Regions from separate parts of the Homo sapiens genome. Here region 1 is linked to region 2. The links are chromatin loops, found by intact Hi-C in ENCODE. Cell type or tissue: endothelial cell of umbilical vein. All regions are shown on one strand. Region 1 overlaps NPAS2 (neuronal PAS domain protein 2). Region 2 overlaps LOC105375310 (a long non-coding RNA gene).

Region 1 (4,000 bases), 150 kb after region 2:
TCTAAAGATTGTTTTTCTTTACAGTTGGAGCCATGCAAGCATTGGCCAAGCAGCCTTCAGCCTCCCCTCCCCTCAGGTGGGCTCACAGCCCCAAGGGTTTTCACGGGGGACCTTGTCACTTGAGAGTATCCTGTGAGTGTCATAGCACCCATTTTACACAGCACCATGTGCATTTTCTGATATGTTTTTGCACCCTGTGATTACTGTTCCAACCTTCATTGGTCAATTGAATATGGCGTGACTCATCACCGAAGCAGCTTGGCTTGGCATCCCTCTTAGGGAACCCCATCATTTGGCTCAAGTGCAGCCGTGTCTTCAGCCGGTGCATCCTTTTTATTTCATTTCACATACTGCCTTGTAAGAATGCCAAGGACCTTCTCTTGTACAATACCAGGGACCAAGTAAAATGAAATTATCAAACAGTAAACATGGCTGAAACACTACATAAAAAGTGCTGGAAACTTATAGTCTGGGGCCTGCAGAATTTATCAGTTACGTGTGGTATAGCTAATACCAGAGTGCTGTTCTTTGTAGGCCCCGTGGACCTGCCGTGATTGCAAAAAGTGGTGACGAGTCAGCATTCCCCTATGTCCACGGAAGGTTGTTTGGCAGCAGCTGAGACAAGCAGCCTGTGACAGAAGACAGCCTCCAGGGACCAGGTCAGTGCGTGTGGCCGTGCAAGGAGCAGTGGCCCTGGCTCCAGATGCTAGGGAAAGCTGGGCAGAAGGCAAAAAAATATAGAGGACTGTCCGAGGAGCTCGGGAGGGAGCCAGGAGTGAGGCAAGCAGCATTCCCTGACATTTCTGCCTAAGCAAGGGCTCTGCAGGCCAGGAGGAGACTGTCACCCACAACGGAATGTCCTTCTTTGGAAGCAGCTGAGGACCTGGAAAACCAGCAGTTCCTCTTTCCAGCGTTGGACAAGGACATGAGAAAGACCCACAGCAACAAGCTGGAGAATAGCTCCCTCTGTGACATTGAAGCAAGAAGAAAAGGCATGGAGAGATTTGGCTACTTTGTTTGTTCTTCTAAAGGAACACCTGGTTTTAACCGTCAACTGAAATGGCCGTGTGTGGTACATTAAGTTCAGTAAGAATATACACTTTCAGCTATCTGCTAACAGAATCAAGGTAACTTTGCGGTTTTGTTTCAAAAAAAGTTTTCTAATTTTGGTGGCATTGATTTTGTAGATTCTCACTGATACCCAACTATAAGGGAGAGATGTTTACTTGTTTGAAATTCATCTGAGTCCAAATAATATAACCTGGGTTTTAAACGTTCACCGCTAATTTTTTTAAAGACACTGTAAATTATTTAAAAGAAAATGCCTTCTGGCCAGGCACGGTGGTTCATGCCTGTAATCCCAGCACTTTGGGAGGCTGAGGCGGGTGGATCACTTGAGGTCAGGAGTTCAAGACCAGCCTCGCCAACATGGTGAAACCCCCATCTCTACTAAAAATACAAAAATTAGCCAGGCATGGTGGCATACAATGTAATCTCAGCTACTTGGTAGGCTGAGGCAGGAGAATCACTTGAACCTGGGAGGTTGCAGTGAGCGGAGATCGCACCACTGTGTTCCAGCCTGGGCGACAGAGCGAGACTCTGTCTCAAAAAAAAAGAAAAAAAAAAAAAGCCTTCTAAATATTTTCATGAAGGTGCAATAGATCTCCAGGGCACATGTTGCTAAACATGAATCATTTGCTTCATTGATAATTATATTTTAAGATAAATGTTATTGTATTTAGGGTTTACAACGTATTACGGGATATGTATAGACAGGAAACGGGTTACTATAGTGAAGCAAGTTAACATATCCATCATGTTACAGTTACTTTTTTGTGTGACAAGAGGAGCTAAAAATATACTTATTTAACAACAGTTCCTAATGCACTACAATGTTATTAACTACAATCCTCATGTTACTCTAGCCTTGCTGACCCCCCCTCACCTGCTACTTTGTATCCTTTGAACTCTACTTCCTCCTTTTCTCTCTCCCTTCCTTCCATCCGTCCCAAACCCCTGGTAACCACTATTTTCTTCTCTTATCTCTGTTTTTTTAATTCCGCATGTAAGTGAGATCATGCAGTATTTTTCTTTCTGTGTCTGACTTACTTTGCTTAGCATAATGTCCTCCAGGCCCGACCATGTTGTGGGAAATGGCAGGACCTCCTGATTCCCTTTTTAGAGACAGTGCTCACTGTGGCCAGGCCTTTCTTAATATCGTGCTTCACACTGGATATGGTGCTGTGTTCTTTGCAAAAGGATTTCACTTTTTTAGGTTAAAAAACAACCATCAACAAGGGACAAGATGTGTCCTAGCAGCCACTCAAGGAGAGAGGCTCCGAATCAGTGGTCAGGAGAGTCAGCTCTGGGGTTGGCCACTGGTGGCCTGCACGGCTGAGGGCTGGTCCCTCCACACAGGGACACCGGGCCCACTTCTGAAAACCACATTTCAGGGTGTCTTTGACAGTCAAGAAGTGGGGAGCAACTGAAGATATTTGGCCTGAAATGGGGGACCTCTGGGGGGGACAAGATCACTCTGCTCCAATATCTGAAGGCCAACTGCATCCCTCGGATGGCTTTAATTTAAAAGAATTCTTTTGAAATAGAAAATAACAAGTGTTGGTGAGCATATGGAGAGATTGGAACACTCATACATGGCTGGTAGGAATGTAAACTGGTGCAGCCGCTGTGGAAAACAGTTTGGTGGCTCCTCAAACCGTTAAAACATAGAATTACCATATGACCCAGCAGTTCCACTCCTTGGTCTATACCCAAGAGAAATGAAAACATATGTCCCTGCAGAAACTTATGTTAACTTATGAACAATGTTCACAGCAGCGTTATTCATAATAGCCAAAATATGGAAGCGACCCAAGCACCCATCAGTGGATGAATGAAGAAAATGTGGTACCATATGTATATATATAGGAATATTATTCAGTCTTAAAGAGGAAGCAAATTCTGAAATATGCCCGAATGTGGAGGGACCTCGAAAGCATTATGCTAAATGAAAGACGCCATGGCAAAAGGTTGTATAGTCCCTCTCTGTGAATATCCAGAAAAAGAAAATCCCTTGAGACAGGGAATTGGGGGAGGTGGGAGTGAGAGCATAGCTCAGTGGGTACAGGCTGTTTCTCTGAGGAAATAAGAAGGTTTTGAATCCAGAGAAAGGTGGTAGTTGCACAACATTATGAATGCAGTGAACACCACTGAATTGTACATTTTTAAATGGTTAATTCTATGTTATGTGAATTTTACCTCAATTTAAACAATAATCTGAGGGCTGTCATTCTGTGTGACCCCTGGACATATGGCAAGAGGAAATGAGTAGAAGCTCCAGGAGCACAGCAGGGAGGAGGGAGAGCAGTATTTTTGCTCAGCAGGAAAAACTGACTCATAAATACAACTAGTAGGAAATTGAAGAGGCCGCCCAAGAAAGCAGCAAGTGCAGGGGACTGTAGAGTGCCTGTCGGGTGCTGCACTCAACCCCGAGAGCAGCAGTTCTCACCCCGAGGACACGTGGGATTCACTTGGTGGCACAAGAAAGCCACACTTGGGCCCCACCCCAGGGATGCTGACGCTGTTGGCCTAAGGTGTGGACTGGGCATCCGGACAAAGGCCCCTGGTGTCTTAGCTTTAGGTGGAAACAGATGACCTTTTGTGTCCCTCCCATCCTACCTCGGCCCCAACAGGGATTTCTGTTTTAATGACTGTGGTGCCTGCGAGCCTAGGATCATCACTGTTCAGTGTGAGTGGTGTACCCACAGCATCCGCCTCACCTGGAAGCTGGCTGGGAATGCAGCGTCTCCCCTCCCCACCCCCGCCCAGTCAGAATCCATACTTTAGCAAGATCCCAGGGGACCTGTGTGCCCATCTGAGTTTCAGAAGTGCTGCTGGGCCGGGGCATGGGGGCTCACCCCTGTGCTCCCAGCACTTTGGGAGGCCAAGGCAGGCAGATCACTTGAGGCCAGGAGTTTGAGACCAGGCTGGCCAACGTGGC
Region 2 (4,000 bases):
CCAGAAAAGAGGAGGGAATATATCCCGCCTAATTTTATGAGCCCATTTTTACCCTGATATCAAAACCAGACAAAGACAGTATAAAAATTAAATCTACAAACTAATATCTCTCATCAATTTATTTACTTATTTATTATTTATTTATTTGACAAGGCCTCGCTCTGTCACCCAGCCTGGAATGTAGTGGCATGATCACAGCTCACTGCAGCCTCCACCTCCCAGGCTCAGGTGATCCTCCCACCTTAGCCTCCCAAGTAGCTGGGACTGTAGGCATGCACCACCCCTGGCTAATTTTTGTCTTTTTGGTAGAGATGAGGTTTTGTCATGTTGCCCAGGCTGTTTCTCATGAATCTAAATGTCAAAATATTCAACAAAATATTAACAAATGGAATCCAGCAATATATAAAAGAACTTATACACCACAACCAAGTAAGATTTATTCTAGTTACGCAAGATTGCTTCATCATTCAAAAAATCATTCAAAGTTATCCACTGTGTCAATAAGCTAAGGAGAAATATCATATGATAATGTAAATTGACACAGAAAAAATATTTGACAAACTACAACACTACCTCATGATAAAAATTATCTGCAAGTTAGGAATAGAGGGAATCACTTCAACCTGATAAAGAGCATCAACAAAAACCTGCATCTAATATCATACTTAATGGGGAAAAACTGAATACTTTGCCCCTAAGGTCAGGAACAAAGCCAGGGAAGGATGTCCACTATCACCACAGTATACGTCATAACACTAGAACTTCTAGACTCTGCAATAACGCATGAAAAATAAATAAAATACATACAGATTGGAAGGAAGACATAAAACTTTCCCTATTTGCAGTTTACACAATTGTCTATATAGAAAACCCAAGAAGTCTACCAAAAGCTCCTTTAAGGAATCAGTGAGTGTATTAGTCCACTAGCGCTACATAACACAATACTGCAGACTGAGGGGCTTAAACCGAAGAAATTTATTTTCTCACACTTCTATAAGCTAGAAGTCCAAGAGCAAGGTGCTAGCAAGTTGATTTCTGGTGAGTCCTCTCTCCTTTGCTTGCAGATCACTGCCTTCTTGCTTACATGATGTTTTCTCTACACTTGCATTCCTGGTATCTTCTCCTCTTCTTATAAGGACACTAGTCCTATTGGATTGGAGACCCACCATTATGACCTCATTTAACCTTAATTACATCCTTAAAACCCCTATCTCCAAATACAGTTAACTGGCTTCAATATGTAAATTTTTGGGGAAAACATAATACTGAGTTTAAACACATTCTAGAATATAAGGTCAATACAAAAAATCATGTATATTTATAAAGATAGTAATAAACAATCAGAAACAAACAAAAAATGATAAGAGCTCCCCCCCAAAAAGAGATACGTATAAATAATTTTAACAAAACATACATAGAATCTATGTGCTGAAAACACTAAAATGCTGATGAAATAACTCAAAGAAGACCTCAATATATGGAGAAACATACTATGTTCATGGATTGGCAGACTCAACAAGAAAAAGGACAATTTTACCCAAATCAATCTATGCTTTTGATGTAATGTCAATCAAAACTCTAGCAGAATTTTTTGCAGATATTTGACAAGCTGATTTTGAAATTCATATAAAAGGCAATGAAACTAGCATAGCCAAAAGAAAATTGGCTTTGGAAGAATCCCACTATCTAATTTTAAGACTTATAAGAATCAAGACAGTGTGGTATTGGCAGAGGGAGAGACACATAGATCAACAGAACAGAATAGAAAGTACAGAAATAGACACAAATCAATCTTGTTTGTCAAATGTGCAAAGGAAATTCAATGAAGAAATGATAGTGTTTTCAACAAATTGTGTTGGCATTTATACACACAAAAACATGAACCTCAACCCTGCAGCTAGTTGTAACCATGTAACTAGGTTTTGGGCAGTGGGATATAAGTAATTACTTAAAGATGAAGCTGTTGAGATTCTCCTAATCCTCCAGCCCCTCTCCTGGAGGTGGTGCTGGCGAGCTACTTTCAACCACGAAGTTGAGAACAACTGGAGCAGGAGCCTTAACCCAAAGAACAGCCACATGTTGAAGGCAGACATGCTGGGCCAGTTGGAAACCTTGATGACCTTATGAAGCAGAGCTCACCTTTCTGCCCTGGACTGTTTACCTGAGGCAAAAATAATCTTTGAACTCACGTAGGCTAATGCACTTGGGGATCTTTGTTATAATGAATATACATATGCATTGCAGAAAAATATAAAGGGTAAAATAAAAGTCATTCAGGGTCTCACTACCCAAGAGAGACATACTTTGATCTCACCTTGGCCCTTTCAATATGCTGCTAGGGTAAACTTCCGAAAAAAAAAAAAAGTTGGCTGGGCACGGTGGCTCACGCCTGTAATCCCAGCACTTTGGGAGGCCGAGGCGGGTGGATCACCTGAGGTTGGGAGTTCGAGACCAGCCAGACCAACATGGAGAAACCCCATCTCTACTAAAAATACAAAAATTAGCCAGGCGCGGTGGTGCATGCCTGTAATCCCAGCTACTTGGAAGGCTGAGACAGGAGAATCGCTTGAACCTGGGAGGCGGAGGTTGCAGTGAGCCGAGATTGCGCCATTGCACTCCAACCTGGGCAACAAGAGTGAAACTCTGTCTCAAAAAAAAAAAAAAAAAAAGTTAATAAGCTTGTCTAGCATTGCAGTAGATATCCTGAAGAACCTTGGATTTGGGGAGTAAGGTATAGGAATCTATTTCCTTTTCAGCCCTTAGATTGCAATAACTCTCCCTGGAGATTGTGCCACTAACATGACTACTCAGTGCCAGAGTCAACCAGATTGTGACTGGCTGACAGACAAGCAGCCAGTCCTTGCTAAATACATGTCCCTGCACCATACCCAGCAAGAGGAATGAGTATAATATAATAGTTAGGATCGTGGTCTTTGCAGTTGAAAAGTCATGGGTTCAAGTCCTAGCTTTGCTTCTTCCTACCTGTGTAACCTTGGGCAGGTGTGTAAACTTGTCTGAATTTCAATTTCCGCTTCTCTAAAATGAGAACAGATAGTAGCACCTCCCTCTTAAGCTTGTTGTGAGAATTAAACATGATGATACATGTGAAGTGATATAGAGCCTGGCACATAATACATACTCCATAAATGGGTGCTATTGCATCATCCATTCATGCATCATGTGTAAATTAAGTGTCTACTATATGCCTGGCACCTTTCTAGGCAATGGCAACATAGCAGTGAGTGACACAATAAAGATCTTTGCTCTCATGAATCTTACTTTCTACTTGAGGAGAAGGACTATAAACGCAATGTTTAAATAACAGTAGATCTGATGCAATTAAGACGGATAGAGAGTGACTTATTGTTAGTCATAACAATAGCTTTGTCCTGTGTGAGGATGGTTGGATTCAGTTGCCTCCCTCAGTCCTGCCAGGATTCATGTAGACAGCTGGGCAGGGCTGGTGTGGGCAGGGAGGACATGAGTGGACACTACACAGAATTCGTACAGTCAACAACTTTGTGAGCCATGGCAGGTGTCCCACTGTGAAACATGGCTGAAACCTTCACCTGCCAGACCCCTGGGATCACAGGGCAAGAGGAGGAGCCTAGGTTTCCAAGGACACAGGCATGAGGCAGAAGTCTGGAGTACACTAACAAGGTTTCAGATTTGCTGGGCCCTCCCATAAGAGCCCAACTGGCCCCATTTGGGGACCAGTAGCAAACAGAGTTAATTTTTCTTAACTAGTGGATGACAGGGTGTTTCGATTCAGAACGAATTTCTCAATCCATACATCAAGAACTCAACAGCAGTTCTCAACCCTGCTTTTCTTCAGAATCACTTTTAAATCTATGAAAACGACATCACCCAAACCGTCATATCCCAGAAAGTCTGATTAGTGCAGCTCAGGGATGGAAACTGGGCATTCTTGCAATGCAATGTTCCAAGGTGATTTAATGTGCGCTCAATGTTTGGAACCACTGATTTCACCCTTAAACCA

The links. Hi-C counts contacts between places; a loop is a spot of excess contacts. Peaks named below come from ENCODE experiments on the same cell type or tissue, not always from the same donor. Only the 100,000 strongest peaks of a DNase experiment are listed, where the experiment ranks them.
Region 1: a loop joins it to region 2, with 5 times the contacts of the local background. A loop is called at or near these places in 9 of 110 quality-filtered maps.

What each region holds. Positions count from the first base shown.
Region 1 is chr2:100,877,507-100,881,506 of GRCh38, forward strand. All of the region lies in intron 1 of NPAS2 (neuronal PAS domain protein 2), which reads left to right. Among named protein-coding and RNA genes, the nearest start is that of NPAS2, 59 kb to the left of the region's middle. In endothelial cell of umbilical vein, no CTCF peak of the experiment used is centred here; DNase peaks (open chromatin) are centred at 335, 1,985 and 3,355; H3K27ac peaks cover 3,669 bases.
Region 2 is chr2:100,728,462-100,732,461 of GRCh38, forward strand. It overlaps LOC105375310 (a long non-coding RNA gene), which reads right to left. Exons shown (of 3, transcript XR_001739612.2): 1 at 2,983-4,000. Among named protein-coding and RNA genes, the nearest start is that of LINC01868, 50 kb to the left of the region's middle. RefSeq lists a silencer at 1,886-2,180. In endothelial cell of umbilical vein, a CTCF peak has its summit at 1,999 (motif pointing right); a DNase peak (open chromatin) is centred at 2,000.